Linked DNA regions of Homo sapiens: region 1 is linked to region 2. A link is a loop called in an ENCODE intact Hi-C map of the cell type or tissue named here. Cell type or tissue: IMR-90. All regions are shown on one strand.

What was found. Peaks named below come from ENCODE experiments on the same cell type or tissue, not always from the same donor. Only the 100,000 strongest peaks of a DNase experiment are listed, where the experiment ranks them.
Region 1: a loop joins it to region 2, with 3 times the contacts of the local background. A loop is called at or near these places in 3 of 110 quality-filtered maps.

What each region holds. Positions count from the first base shown.
Region 1 is chr17:53,718,343-53,726,342 of GRCh38, reverse strand. No RefSeq gene overlaps it. Among named protein-coding and RNA genes, the nearest start is that of KIF2B, 100 kb to the left of the region's middle. In IMR-90, no CTCF peak of the experiment used is centred here; a DNase peak (open chromatin) is centred at 3,692.
Region 2 is chr17:53,623,557-53,631,556 of GRCh38, reverse strand. No RefSeq gene overlaps it. Among named protein-coding and RNA genes, the nearest start is that of KIF2B, 200 kb to the left of the region's middle. RefSeq lists an enhancer at 663-1,163. In IMR-90, no CTCF peak of the experiment used is centred here; DNase peaks (open chromatin) are centred at 3,356, 3,816 and 5,086.

The sequences.
Region 1 (8,000 bases), 95 kb before region 2:
TGTTTTAATATATGAGAACATGAGATTTGGGAGGGGCCAGCATCAGAACAATATGGTTTGGCTGTGTCCCCACCAAAATCTCATCTTGAATTGTAGTTCCCATAATCCTCACATGTTGTGGAAGGGACCTGGTGGGAAGTAATTGAATCATGAGGGCAGTTACCCTTATGCTGTTCTCATGGTAGGGAGTGAGTTCTCATGAGATCTGTTGGTTTTATGAGGGGCTTTTCCCACTTTGTTCAGCACCTCTCTCTCTTGCCAACATGTGAAGAAGGGTATGTTTGCTTCCCCTTCCACCATGATTGTAAGTTTCCTGAGGCTTCTACAGCCCTGCTGAACTGTGAATCAATTAAACCTCTTTTCTTTATAAATTACCCAGTCTTGGGTCCATCTTTATTAGCAGGGTGAGAACGGACTAATACAGCTTCCTTAATGGAATTGTTTTAAGTTTCTTGTCTGGAATATAACACATCTCCATCTATTTAGCTTCAATCACTGGCAACTTATTTTGTCCCTTTCATGAGGTCATAATTTCCTGATTATTCCTAACACTTGTAGCCATACACTGATGTCGGTGCATTGAAGAATTAGGTATTTACTCCAATCTATGCAGTCTGGTTTGTTCGTGCCTGTCTTTCTTCTGTGGGCTTGTCCAGAAATCTCAGAGGCTGAATATTGTCAAATCCCATGACTGCTGCCACTTTCTCAGCCCTAGAAGAAAACCTAAACCCAGATTCACCTTAAATCTTGTGAGAACTCCAAGGTTAGTGTGATGACCTGGGCTGTATGTACTTGGAGAAGACCCAAGGCAGGGTTATACTCGGACTGTGTGAAAAGCTGGCTAGGGAACTGAGCCTGGAAGATTGTCCTGTTGGCAAAGACAAGCAATTTTCCCAGCAGTTCTCTTCCCAGGTAAGATAATCCTCTGACTGAAGTCAGAGGGGTTGTAGTCAAGATTGGACTTTCTCAGAACATGCAGCGGGATAGAAGTTGGTGAGACTTCTCAGTAGCCTAGATGTGTGCACTTCTAAGCAGTTTTCTGCACAGATGGAGCAGTTCCCCCAACTGTAGTGAGAGAGGCTGGAGCTGGTACTGGGCCCTCTCAGAATCTGCTGTAGGATGGGGACCAGCAAGCACACTCCTGTGTCCCCAGCAGGGGTGAATCCCTAGCAACTCCCTACATAGGTGGTACAGCTTCCTAACTGAAGCAAGAGAGGCCAGAGATGAGACTGAAGCCTCTCATAATCTGCTTTGAGATAGAGGCTGCTGTGCCTATCATGGAGTCTCAGATGGGTAAATAATTTCCAGGCTACAAGATATGAGTGAGTCTTCCTCTAAATTCTTGCGTGAGCAGTAATAAGCTGGGACCATGGCTGAGGGGAGCAGAGGTTGAGTTACTAAGTAACTTTCAGGTCTGTTGCTGAGACTGATGTCAGCAGGCAGCCAAGCCTTTCTGCCAAGGCACTAGTGTGAAAGATTCTTCCTGGACCTTTTGGCAGATGGTTTTGATTTCAGGTTAAGGGCCAAACATGACTGTAGCCATGCCCTTTAGGGAGCAGGGCAAATTTATGGGTTTGAACTCAGGAGCAAAATCAGCAAGTCTGCTACCTGTGGGCTGGTCTGCACACTCAAAATGGCCTCCCTAAGTTTTGGGCTCCACTGGGATTTCACAGCCTCATACCTGAATCTCCAAGCTCCCTCAGAGAGACTTCCATCTGTGGATGAGTGTGGGATTCTTGTTGTTGTGAGGGGATATGAGCATGTGACCTATTCTGCCATCTTGGTGACATCCTCTTAATATATTATTTAAGGATATATATGTGGGTGGCAAATTTATTTTAAAAATTAAGTAACAAAATTCAAGACAGTGAATGCCTCTGAGAGGTTTCAAATGGAGACAGATGCTACTAAGGAGGATCACCCGGGGGTTCTAAATCCCTAGAATTATACTATTTCTTAACCTGGGTTACTATTTTACTCACCTGGGTGGTAAGTGCTTGTGTTATTATTATTATTGAAACTATAAATTTATATGTTAAGTAGTCTTACCTCTATGTGCTACATTTTAAAATTTTTAAAAAGTTGTTATAAAAATGAGCGAATGTTTAATGTACTAATATGGAGCAATCTCCACAATAAATTTTACATGATAATTCCAGAATGCAAAAAAAAGGATTAAAATATGCCATTCTCGAAAAAGTGTGGAGGTAGTAGAGTTAGTGCTTATGTGCTTGAATATATACAGGTATCTCTGAAAAGATACACAAGTCAATGCTAACACAAATTACCTGAAAAAAAGCTTTTCACTGCAAATTCTGTAGTACTTTTTGAATTCTGAACCCTGTGAATGTATTATCCAATAACGATTTTTTAAAAACACACAAAAAAAGTAAAAGACCTGAATTTAGGTATAAATACCCCCTTTTTAATATGTATTTTCTAAAATAAGTAGATGCTCTCAGAATCATTTTCACTGGCCATAATTTTTTTTTTTTCTGAAAACGTGGTTATGGCCACCATTATATTGAGGACTTCTTACATATGAGTTTGAGCTTAAGATATGGTTGATGCATTAATTTTTCCCCTTCTCACTCACATTCTTCCAATTGTAGAAATGTACAATAGCTGCTATCATCTGTCCTCTGCACATAGGCCAAACTGCAAGGTAGTCTATATTTTATTTTATTTATTTCGTTTTTATTTTTATTTATTTATTTATTTTGAGACTCTGTCACCCAGCCTGGAGTGCAGTGGCGTGATCTCGGCTCACTGCAAGCTCTGCCTCCCAGGTTCACCCGCCATTCTCCTGCCTCAGCCTCCCGAGTAGCTGGGACTACAGGCGCCCACCACCACACCTGGCTAATTTTTGTATTTTTAGTAGAGATGGGGTTTCACCGTGTTAGCCAGGATGGTCTCAATCTGCTGACCTCCTGATCCGCCCACCTCGGCCTCCCAAAGTGCTGGGATTACAGGCATGAGCCACCGCTCACGGCCAAGGTAGTCTATATTTTATTAATGGAGGTAGACTGACTGTTGTCCATAGTCTTTACTGTGAACAAGCTTCTCATGACCATTTTCACTCAGCAGGCTTTGTATTAGGAATGAGAGTGAAACTGGACCTTTCTCACTTAACTTTTTGTAGGATTTATGTAGGGTTGGAGAAATGTTATCATTGCCATTCTATCCAAGAGCTTCTTTTTCCTCTAATATCATGTCAATAACACAGAAAAATCTGAAGCTCATGTATTGTGGCATGATACTTACTAGGTTACTTAAGGGTGTATGTATGTTACTTAAGCTCCTATATTGTGGCAAGATACCCACTAGGTTACTTAAGGGTGTATGTCCACTGCTTGAACTCTGAAGCTTGGGCAGTGAGCTAAGGCTATGCTATTCAACCAAGGAGCAGGTATGCATGAGAACCCAAACATCCCAGAAAATATATGAGAACCTACCAAAAAAACAGCCTCATCAGTCAAACACAGTAGGCAAACACCTAGAAAATTAGCTTAAAAGCAGTTTTGAGATGGGAGTCAGTGTGGATCTCTACAACTGTCCTGTGACCATCCAGGAGTGCCCAAATGTAAGTCCTAATAAACTCATCTATTCATTAAGCTGAACTTGTCTGAGTCAGTCTTTGGTCTCTTGGCTCCTTCCCAGTTTGGTGGGGAACATTACAGTCTTAAGCTTTTCTTGTAACAATTGGCATCACGAATAGAACCACAGATGAGTCAGTGTGGAGGGAATCCTGAGGTGGTCAGCAACATGCATGTGAAATGAGTCGCCCAACTGCTCAACTGCTGTGAGCTGATATGTGAATATGGGAATGCTCAGAAAATGCCAGTGGGGACTGAGCATGTATTATAAATATTTAATAGCTAATATATTAAAGTATGATAAGAACAGCAAGCACACTGTTGTTGCAGTTAGTCTGGCTACCGAGAAATAGAGCAGAGCAGAAATGGGAGAAAGGATTGAAACTCCAGCAGAAGATGAAAGGCATGCCGGGTTTTCTAGGACTCTAGCTGGTTACATATTATGGCTCATTTTTGTGTACATTTTAAAACTGATGAGCAAATTACAAAAGAAAAGTTCGGAGCTCAAATGGTTAAGCTGCAACTATAGAGTTAAGTAGATTCTTCTAAAGTTCTCTATTTCTCTCTTTCATTTCCTGCCTTATTTGAATATGCTATTATTAAGCTACTTGTGTGGAGAAAAAACTCACTAATTCAAGGCCATTTTGGGATATCATTTTTCTTATACAGTTTGGCCAATTCTAACTGAAATGTAGACATTAAAAATCATTTGAAATCGAGGGAAACAAAAGAGTAAAACAGGTTTTCATAATCAAACTTCTATAGAAACTGCTCTATCCAAAATTTTGGTCCACAGACTTCATTGAATTACCTATAAGAGCAAACAAAGTTTAACCATATTTTCGGATCTCAATTTTGTTAGAAGTAATTTGGATCTAGAAATCTTTGTAAAATAAAGAGTTTGTGGTGGTGTCTCATGTCTAGAGTTCGAAGGTAAAAGCTATTGGATTTTTGTTTGTGTGTCTGTATACAAGTATTACATTTTTATGTTTTTGTATGTGTATTATGTTCTATATTATATCTATCATGGTACCAAATGACTTGTAAGTACATGAGTACCTATAAATTATGTCCAAATTTTTAAAGTACATGTTGATTAAGTAATTTTTAATAAATAATCTGGCTTTAAAATTATTAGTAAAAGAAAAATGTCTTTAGAATTGTCAACATAATTTTTTCTGGGTTTACTGATTAGAGTTTTATATTGGCCTCAGCTAAATATTATAAAATGTCAGAGTTTGAAATAAAGGTTATGAATATAATTATCCAAGACCAGAATAGTCTTCGTTTTTGTGATTTTTTTGATAAGTAAAACTAATTGAATATTTTTAGTCCAATTAAATTAGCTAAAGTTTCTGAGTTACTGCCAAAATGCCTGTGTGTTTAACTTTAAGGACTTTGCTTAAATAAACACCTGATATTCACAGGCTATGAAAATGGCTAACTGTAAAATCACTTGAAATGATGACTAGCTTTGTCTATTGTCTTGGTTCTCATGAGTAATCGAGGTAAACTTCTAAATATAAATAAATTGAGTAAATATAAATGAGACAAATGCCAGTAGGTAGAACTTTTGTATGGTTTAAAAATCTTAAAATTGTTTTAAGTACTAATTAACTGTCTGGGTCATTTCAAATTTTAAAAAGGTTATGATATGGGGCATTGGTGACACTTCTGAAATCATTAATGGAAAATATAGAGCAGGTGATCCTTAAGGTGGATAATATCCATACTGTGAAAGTCTTGGCTAATGCTTTTTCCAGTTTTCCTTTAGCAAAAAGGTAACAGGACCAGTTTGCTTTTACTTAAAAGGTCCAACAATAGGCTTTCCAGGTGCTACCACAAGGGTACCTGTACAGCCCCACCATCTGTCATGGTATGGTTGCACCAGAGGGTGCCGTGAAGCCTGCCAGAGGGCAGCTGGTCCCAGTTGTGCTTCTTTTTTTTTTTTTTTTTTCAGATGGAGTCTCGCTGTTATCAGCTGGGCTGGAGTGCAATGGCACAATCTCAGCTCACTGAAACCTCTGCCTCCCAGGATCCAGCAATTCTCCTGCCTCGGCTTCCCGAGTAGCTGAGATTACAGGCACCCCCCACCACACTCAGCTAATTTTTGTATTTTTAGTAGAGATGAGATTTCACAATGTTGGCCAAGCTGGTCTTGAACTCCTGACCTCAGGTGATCCACCCACCTTGGCCTCCCAAAGTGCTGGGATTACAAGCATGAGCCACCACACCCGGCCCCAGTTGTGCTTATTGATGGAGATCCAAGAGCCTTACACTATCAACTTGCAGCAGTACCAATACCAGCGGGAGTGATCATCATGCGGGTAGCATGGACAAGGCCCAAAACTTATCAATTGGCTATTATCCCACTTCTATGGAGGGAAGCTAGTACTGTAAGCCAGGCCTCAAGCCCACAGTGGCCACCTAATAGGGCCAATGGATACAAATTCAATGCTAATGATGCTAAAATAAATATATCCATGATGGTCCTCACTAAACACTTGTGTTTATACCCATAGGCTGTTGTTCCTGGTACTCATGGCAGCTGGTAGCACCTTTTTTGGACTGGGTTGCAAATATGGCAGCAGTCAACAACCAGTCTGATTGTTGCATATATAGATACCTTCCCCTAACAAATGATGATGGTATGCCTTAGAATATTCTGCCATTCTCTCTACAGAGCTAGAATAACTGGATAAACAACACCTAAAATACAACCTGGGCTCACTGGGGATTTTTTCCACCTGGAGGCCTGATAGGCAACTCAATGGAGAACAAACAACATGTGCCCTTATAGGTGCTACCTGTTGTGCCTGTATCCCAGATAAAGAAAATTATAATGTCATAAATGCTTTAAATCATTTGTCAACTCAGATCCATGATACAACCAATTAGGTCTCTTTGACTCATTCTCAAATTAGTTAGACACCTTACCTATTCATTGGAGTTATGTTTTGCTAACAGGCATCATAATTGTAGTTATTTTCAGCTTTTAATGCTGTTATATAGGATATAGGTATAGCCTATACACAAAAGCCATGGGTATACATTATAGGCACATATAGTTCTTCCCCTTGTATGCTGTTGAGGGACACTCACATAAGATTGGCAAAAAAATATAAGAGCTGGGGAACAGGGTGGATTGTAGTGGGATGGGTCTCCCACCAGGTTACTCACAAGTGAATGTCTGCTGTCTGAACCCTGAAGACTTGGCAGTGAGCCAAGGCCATGGTGTCCAATAGAGGAGCAGGTTTCCCTGAGAACCTAAACATTCCAGAAAATATATGAGAACCTACCAAGGAAAACAGTCTCATCACTCAAACACAGTAGGCAAAGAGACAGAGACAGACACAGAAAATTAGCTTAAAAGCAATTTAGAGACAGGAAGTGGCACAGATCTCTACAGCTGTACTGATGTTATCCAAGAGTGTATGTAAGTCCTAATAAATTCATCTACTCATCAAGTTAGACTTTTCTGAATCATAGTTTGGTCTCTTGGCTTCTTCCCAGTTTGGTAGGGGACACTGTAGTCCCAAACTTTTTTCTCACAATAGCTCAAAGACATTGATTCTTAGAAAAGAAAGAGACTGTAGCAATCAATTTTTGAATGCTTATAAACATTCTCTATTTCTCTATTTGATAATCTCATGCCATTTTAATCAGGAATTGTACATGCAAATCATTCTGTTTTAAGATAATTGAAATTCCAAACCAAATTCATGCTGTGAAATAATGAGAGTTTCTAAAATTGTCTGAACATATTAGAACTTCAATAATTTAAGATTTGTTGGACTGGTCAAAATAGAGTGAGAAAGCACACAACAACAAAACAAACTAAATTGGCAAGGTAGCTTAGTATTTGTGTGGGCTTTGAGTGAGACAGGCCTGGCTTCTAATCCTGTCATCTCCATGTGCTAGATATCTGATTTTTGCAAGATTTTATAAGGCTATAAGCACAGAGGTTTTAATGTATAAGATGCCTATTTGTTCTATGCAAGAAAAAGAACAAGGGTAAACAGTCTAATGTTATCAAGAAATGTAGCTTCTGCAGAAAGGGATTTCAACATCCCTTCATGTAAAATTCAACATCCCTTCATATAAAAACCCTCAAAAAAATAGGCATTGAAGGAACATACTTCAAAATAATAAGAGCCATCTATAAAAAACCCACAGCCAGCATCATGCTGAATGTGCAAAAGCTGGAAGCATTCCCCTTGAAAACCAGCACAACACTGGATACCCTTTCTCACCACTCCTGTTCAACATAGTACTAGAAGTCCTAGCCAGAGCAATCAGGCAAAAGAAAGAAAGAAAAGGCACCCAAATAGGAAGAGAGGAAGTCAAACTATCTCTGTTTGTAGACAATATGATACTATTACCTAGAAAATTCTGTAGTCAGTC
Region 2 (8,000 bases):
GAAGAGAGCTAGTGAGGTTACATGCTTAACCGACTAGGGGTTTTCTGCCTGAAAACAATCTCTGAACATTTTGCTAAGTTTTATCCTTTCCAAAGTGAAAAGGTTGGTGAAGGATTTTAAGGACTTTCCGTTGCCTAGGGGCTGACAAATGGAGTTTGCCATCCTGACTGAAGCCATCGTGAGGCTGGAAAGAACGCCCTCAAGAAGTGGCCTATTCTATTTCTGCAGGGGAATACTGAGATTAAATTTCTCTTATGGAGCTTTCCTAGATTAGAAGGGGCTTGAAGTGTGTTAATGCCTTGAGGCTTCCTTGCCTTTGACTTAGCTGCCTGATTAGCTAACCTATTTCCTTTGGTTACTTTGTTTCCTTTTGATGTTCCTTACAATGAATCCCTGGTATTTCTCATGGAAGAAAAACTGAAGATAATAACCTGTTAATTCCCTGATGATATTTTATAGGCGATTCATTAGTGATAAGAAAATGTCTTTCCTTCTAAATGGCAGCATGAGCATGGAAAGCTAAGAAAGCATACTTCCAGTTAGTATAAGTGTTAGCTACCTTTCCCTTGCTTAATTTCGGTGCTCTTGTAAGAGCTATTAGTTCAGCTAATTGAGCACTTGTGTGTGGGGAGAGATGTTATTTAGAGTAACTACTGTTTATCCTACCTTATGTATTTCTTGCTTTACTGGCTGTTTGTTAGCTAAGAGCTCCCCCTAGAAGGCAGTAATCTTGCCATATTATGTGGGGTGTAAAGAGTTAAAGTTAATTTGGAGGCTTTTCTGACCAGTGAATCTATTGTGGAAGTGGTTTGGAAACAATAGGTCCTCCTAACTGCAACTAAGAGGTTTAGAAAAATATTGGATTAGAGTTTTTCCTGAGATACCCCTTACAAGGTTGTGCTGTGGGAAAAGGGGAGCCCTGGATTAGACAAGAGAAAAGAGGGAGACTGGCTCTAGTGTTTAGAAGGTAGTTTACTTTCCTTCCTTTAATTTCCATAATCACCCAGGGCTCTTGCGCTATAATGGCAGTTTGCTACTCTGGAGCCAGTGTTTGAGCCCCAGGACCCATCAGACCCTCTGTGAGACTGGTTCTAAACACAGTGAACTTTGTCTCTGGGGGCAGTTTGATTTCCGGTGGCCTCCACCATAGGCTGGACAGGGTTGAGGTGGCTTCCTCTTGCTGTTTGGGCATTCCTTCTTAAAATGCCCTGGCTTGTCACACGGATAGCAACTAGCGGATGCACCTAGTGGATCCTGGAATTTGCAAGCCTGCAAAGCAGCTGCTATAGCCTTTGTTCTTCTCCTGAGCATTCCCTCTTTTGGGCCTCCTCCTGGTCCCTATTATAAAAGATTGAAGTGGCCACCCTCAGGAGGCTCTCTAAGGTACTATCTGGTCCTATAGCTTGCTTCTATAGTTTCCTTCTAATATCAGAAGCTGCCTGTGTAATAAACTTGTCTTTTAGAATAAGCAGCCCCTCAACTGAGTCAGGGGTTAAGGAGGTGTACTCTATCAGTGCCTCCCTCAGCCTTTCCACAAAGGCTACAGGATTCTTCTCTGGCTTTTGGTTTATCATAGACAAACCAAATTTACAATTAGACCAACTCAATTTAGAATTGAGAGGTCTGGCCTTAGTTCTTTGTAGCCCCTCTAAAACGCATATTAAAACGTGCTTTCTTTTCCATTCATCTGCAGAGCTACTGGGGTCCCAATTAGGGTTGTCAAGAGCAACTGCTTCTCTTTCAATTGGGAATGGTGTTTCTGCAATTCCCCGTCACATTTCCTTGCTTTTGGTGTATTATAGAACATATGTTGCTCATCTCCAGAGTTGTCTGCTGCCTGCAGATCTTTCTGTTTTTCAGTTGCTCTTAGGATTTAGTTCAGGAGCAGCATAACATACTTCCACATGAGGTGAAACACCTGAGTTAAATTCTGGAAAGCTTCTATATATCTATCAGGGTTGTCAGAAAATTGGCCTAAGTTTCCTTTTATTTGCCTAAGGTCCTGAAACGAGAAAGGAGCTTGAAGAGGCCCCAAATAAGGAGCTGCAGATGGTTCCCATGGAGGTTGCTTTTGTAATTTGGAGGAATTATTATCTTTGGGCCTTCCTGATATGATTGATAAAAGAGCTGGTCTTACAATGCTTGCAAAGGTTTAGTAAAAATTCCATACCCTTGTGTAAAAGAAAATGAGTCACTTTTATCTTCAAACTCCTGAGGTTAAAGAAGTTCCAGTGTTTCAGAGTGCACTCCAGAGGGGTGCAAGCTGAAGACAATCTGTTATTCATCTAGAAAAAGAAGTGAGAATAAAAGCATCCTTTTAGTTGCCTTCCTTTCAGTATGTGACCCAGGGTGGAGAAGAAGACAGTAGGAGTGTCCCCGGATTGTTTTCCCTCCTTGGTTCCTGGGTTGCAGCATCCTGTTAAATGTGCCGCCCATGGTTGTAGGTGTGACCCTCCAAGCCATGGCACCAGAGAAACTGAGCTTTTGGGGCTCGTCACGCTCACCCAGCCAGCTGTAGTTCTCTGCCTGTGATTTCCCTTTGATTTCCTAGACTTGTGTGACCTGCTTGGCTCCCCGAAAAAATGGGTCTCCAGAAAGACTATAATGGTTGCCTTTGGGCAAGGCTTCTTTAATGGAGGCAATGTGCTAGATTGCCTGCTATTATGGCCCGTGCTGAAACATTTACCCTTAGAAAAATGGTTCCGGTTAACTTCCAAACTTGAAATCTCTGTACTAACTAATTTAAAAGACAATAGCGTAAAACAGTAATCATAATCCAGGAATTCCACTAATTAGTATATATTTGAAACAATGAAATTAGTGTACCAAAGACATATTATCTGCATCCCCATGTTCATTGTAGCATTTTCATGATAGCCAAAACATGGAATCAACCTAAATGTCTATCCATCAGTGAAAGGATTTAAAAAACGGAGTTTATATTCAGTTGGTGCAAAAGCAATTTTGGTTTTTGCCATGACCAGAGAACTTTTGCACCAACCTAATTTATGCAATAAAATAATATTCAGCCTTAAAACAGAAGGAAATAATATCATTTGTGACAACATGGTTAAACCTGAAAGACACAATGTTAAGTGAAATAAGCCAGGAACAGAAAGACAAATACTGTGTTATCTCACTTATACGTGGAATCTAAAAATGTTGAATTCACAGAAGTAGAGGGTAGAATGGTGGTTAACAGAGAGAGGTTTAGGGGGATATTGGTCAAAGAATACAAAATTTCAGTTAGATAGGAGTAATAACTTCAAGAGCTCTATTGTACTATATGGTGACTGTGGTTAATAATATGTTGTATTCTTGAAAAATGCTGAGTGTGGATGTAGAGTTCTCACCACAAAAATGATAACTATGTGATGTAATGCATATGTTAATTACCTAGGGTGAGTCATTTTGCAAAGTATATTTTCCTCAAAACATCATGTTTTACATTGTAAATACATATCATTTTATCTGTCAATTTAAAGAATTAAAGATAAAAATAAATAAAAAATGAAACAGTTGTGGTGAGTTAATATATAAAGATGCAATTGGTTTGACAATAACATAAAGCAGACGAAGTCATAGAAAAGAGTGTGCATACTATGGAAAATAAATTTATACTTAACTGAACTAGATTATTATAAAATAATGTTAATTCTAACTCCCAGAATAACTACTAAGAACATAATTCAAAAATTATAGTAAAGAACAAGGAATAAAAATGGTATACTAGAAAATATATACTTAACAGAGAACAGAGAGAAACAAAAAATATGTAACACTTACGAAAAAACAAAGAACAAAATGGGGCTAACTGGACTGAATGAACATTGACTCATGCAATTGAGTTGTAAATTATTTCCTAAGCATGCATCTGATGCTTACTAAGATTCACAGAAATGCAGAAAGTTTCATGGCTTTTCTGAAAAAAGAATGTAGCTTCTTTCCATAAAACTAATTAGCCAAAGCAGACTTTTCCCAATTTGTTTTCTTACCTTCCAAAAATATTTCCTCATTGTTGACATTGGAGGTTCTTAATTTAACAGTAGTTTTTCTGTACTTTTTTACTTAAAAGGATGCTGATACCTTTTTGTATTCATCCAGCATGGTTTCTATCTGTCTTGCCCTGTTTCTAGGTGGAGTATGAAGAAGTATCATTATTTCAAGAAGTGAGTGGTACTTGAGTTTCATACCTAGTTTGGTCAAACTTGTAAGTTCAACAATCTGTTAAAGAGCAGAACTTTAGAATTTTTAAACTTTTATTTTGCATACTTTTTATGATGTGCAACTTAAAAAGAATTCCAAACACAACATCATTAAGTGTGTATCTTAATTTTATAACCAGATTGAAATCCTGGGAGTGTCCAAATGACTACTCAATTTCCTCTAATAATATTTTAGATAATAGCAAATTGCTTTTTGAATAATGCCCAGGTCCTTTAGTTTCATCAGTGAGGAAAAACTGCAGATTTGAAAGATGGAAAAGGTATTTTAAAAAGCAAACCTATGTTTTTCTTATAGTTTGGTTTGCAATTACCTAACAATAAAGTTTCTGGGAATATTCTCAAGAAATGCTTTAGAGCCAAACTGATATTTACTAAAGCCAAACATGGATGATGATATAGCCAGTCAAAAACCAAACATACAAATAACATATAAATTAGCAAAACCTAGGTTTTCTTCCCCTATTTCCTCCACAACCAGACTGATCTCCAGCTACTCTAAGAATCCAGGCAATTGTTAAAAAAAATAATAAAGAAACAAAAATAAAAATGAAAAACAAAGCTAATGGAAAGAGAGTTTGAACAATGATCAATGATGAATATCTTGACAGGAAACTTTCATCCCAAAAATAAGGTTTCTCAACTTGAATTTTGAGAAAATCACAAAGTAATACAGAAAACACCGTTATCAGAAAGAAGCCTGTTGAGAATCTGAAATCTGATATTTACTAATAATTAAACATAGCAGCATTTTGTGTGTTTTTTTAAGGCTTTCACCTATGTGTTGATTGTGGTTTCAAGATAAAGGAGTTCAGTGGCTACTAGGAATGGAGATGCAATAGACCTCCTTTGATGAGTCATGATCTATTTTAGCATGTTAAGCCTGTTAAAAGCTCTGACAAACCTAGTAGTAAAAAAACACTTTGTTATACTGGGCACTTCCCAAACTCTTATAAGCAAACATAAGTTCTATTTTTTAGACCAGTGCCATTGAAAACAGTTTTAAAAGTGTTTAGACAGAGTCAGTTATTAAGAAAATTAAATGAGGAATATTTATTTTTATTTTATAGGCATATCAAACATTGGTGGTAGTGTAGCAAAAAATAAATTGCTGATGAGTACTGCAATTATGCATAATCCTTATGGAAGACCATTTGGCAATATGTGTCAGAAGTTTTTAAACTTCTAAGCATTGGACACGATTATACCACAAGATGAACTGCATGATTAATTTACATAAAAGATACATGTTACAGGATTATTTGTAATATGTCCCCACAAAGGGGAATGAGCAAATACATTTTAGGATGCTATATATTGCAATAGTAATATGATGAAAAAGAATATTTAATGGAATGGGAAATATGCTATATAATTTAGTGAAAAAAGTGCAGGCCATAATACGTATACTATATGTATACCTTTGTATAAAAACCTATACACAATTGTATGTAGAAAAATAATAGAAATATATAAGCTAAAATGTTATCTCTGGTGAGGGTATGTGTATTTTTGTTTTCCTGCTTTGCTTATCTATATTTTTCACATATGTATGTATATATTTTATTATGAATAAATTATGAATATTATGTTTCTTATAGCAATATAAAACTACAAGAAATATATGTATGTATATATATTTGTATACTCCTTGTATTTTTATATTGCTATAATATATATAATATTCATAATAAAATAATATTTATAAAATAGCCCATAACACTTTACCTCATTTTTACTCCCAACAAAAAAATACTTGAAAGCTGAGACTTTGTAATGGATGCTTTGATCTTTTGTATGTCTGTCTTTCAAAAGATTGGAAATATTGAGTCACATTATAAAACCATGTTGCAACCTATTAAGTATACATCTTCGAGTTTGTAATTTGAGGTTGTATCATTTCATTCCTTCTAATTTACTAAAATATATATTTTATTTGAAGTGTTTTGTACAGGTTTTTTTAAATGTTACATATGTTTTAAATATATTTTAATAGGCAAAATACAAGAGAAGAAGTCTAAAGAATTAGAAGCTTATGGCCTCAGAGAGCATAATATGTGTCCCTTACAACATAAGACAGAGAAGATAATGTATGTTTCTCCCTAGAAAATCCAAAGGACTGGAAATGAGCTAAGGAGTTATTTTGATGGTTGGGGAAAGAGAGGCGGTAGCAGGGGCTAGCCTTCCAAAATTAATAGGAGCAAAGAATGTATCAGTGCTTCCTGTGAACACACATCAGCCTTGCATGCAAGGTTATATGGGGTCCTATCCAAAATGGTCACCTAGAGCAACAAGGCAAAATCAGCAAAGATAACCCAAAGTTAGTGCTGTATTTCTACAAAGCTAGGAAAGGGTACATCCAGCAAAAAGTGAGGTGTCTTCACCTGTAACAACACTGTAAGGCAGACATCCCCAGAGATGGCAAGAGGGTCTCCAAAGAAACCATAAAATAAATGTCAAAGGAAATGGTGAGTTTTGAACATATTGAAGAAGATTGGTATTCTGAATAACCACAACACTGTGAATCAAGTCAGAACTTTCTTCTCTCCTTACAAATCCTTCCTCCCCATGCTGCAACCCTGGAGAAGTTAGAAATGTTATTGACAAGGAGTAACACCTGGTAGAAAACAGCAGCTTTACAGGGCCAGTGAGACAAAAATAAAGTTGTTTTACGATTACGTTCCATAGATTTTGCTTGCTCAGGATAATTGTTATTTAGTGGGAAAGGAATAGGGTGGTCACATTAAAAAAATGAATCCCAGTTAAATTTCAATTTTATCTAAAGTCACTAATTTTTGTATATTGAAGCAAATGATGCTTGGGTATTAATACGTTAAAATATTCCCTGGTTGCCTGAAATTCAAATTTAACTGAGATTTCAATACTTTTATTTGCTAAATCTGGCAATCCTACCTTCTTTGTATTATTTAATGCGTATTGGACTAAAGTCTACCTTGCTTGATATCAGAAACTTTACCTTACTTTCTTTTTATTGCATTTTCCTGGTATGCTTTTGTATCCTTTTATTTTTAGCCATTCTGAATCACTTTAATTTTAGTTGTGCCTCATATACACAGCAAAGAATTGGTTTTTGATTTGTATACTCCAATCTGACAATCTTCTCTTAGTAAGCAAGGTAAATCCATTTGGATTTACTAAGATGGTTAATATGTTTGGTCTCAATTCTACCATTCCGTGTTGTTATTTATTACTTGCTAATATAAAGTTATTTCATACTGTTAGCCTGTTTTCTTTGCCTTTTAAATTTTTTTGTACTACCTTGGTAAATAGAGAAGACTATATTTGTATTCTAAATGACTTTTGTATGAATTATTCTCTGACTGTCTCCCTGTGGGGTTGATAAGGGCTTTCTGCTGCTCCTAACTATTAGTTAATATCAGGTGGGCCACTCCACGTGGCTGTCCCTTTCACAAGGTTTTGGGAACTAATGCTTCATTTCAAGCTTGGGGTGGGAACAGCATTCTGGTATCAGTAGTTCTAGAGTGATCAACTCTCCTTTGTAGCATCCTTATAAACAGCCCATATCTATGTATATAGTCCCTCTTTAAATGTTCCTAAACATGCCAAATTTGAGAGGACCATGCATTTTCGGCCATTGCTGACTAATACACAAAGTATTTAATTAACAAACAAGCTAACAAAACAGAAGTCATCGCAGTGGATGGCTACAATGAGAAGAAAACTCATTGAATATAGAAGATAATTTGGAAATATTTCCCAAAACTCATAAGCAGGGGATAGAGATAAAAATAGGAA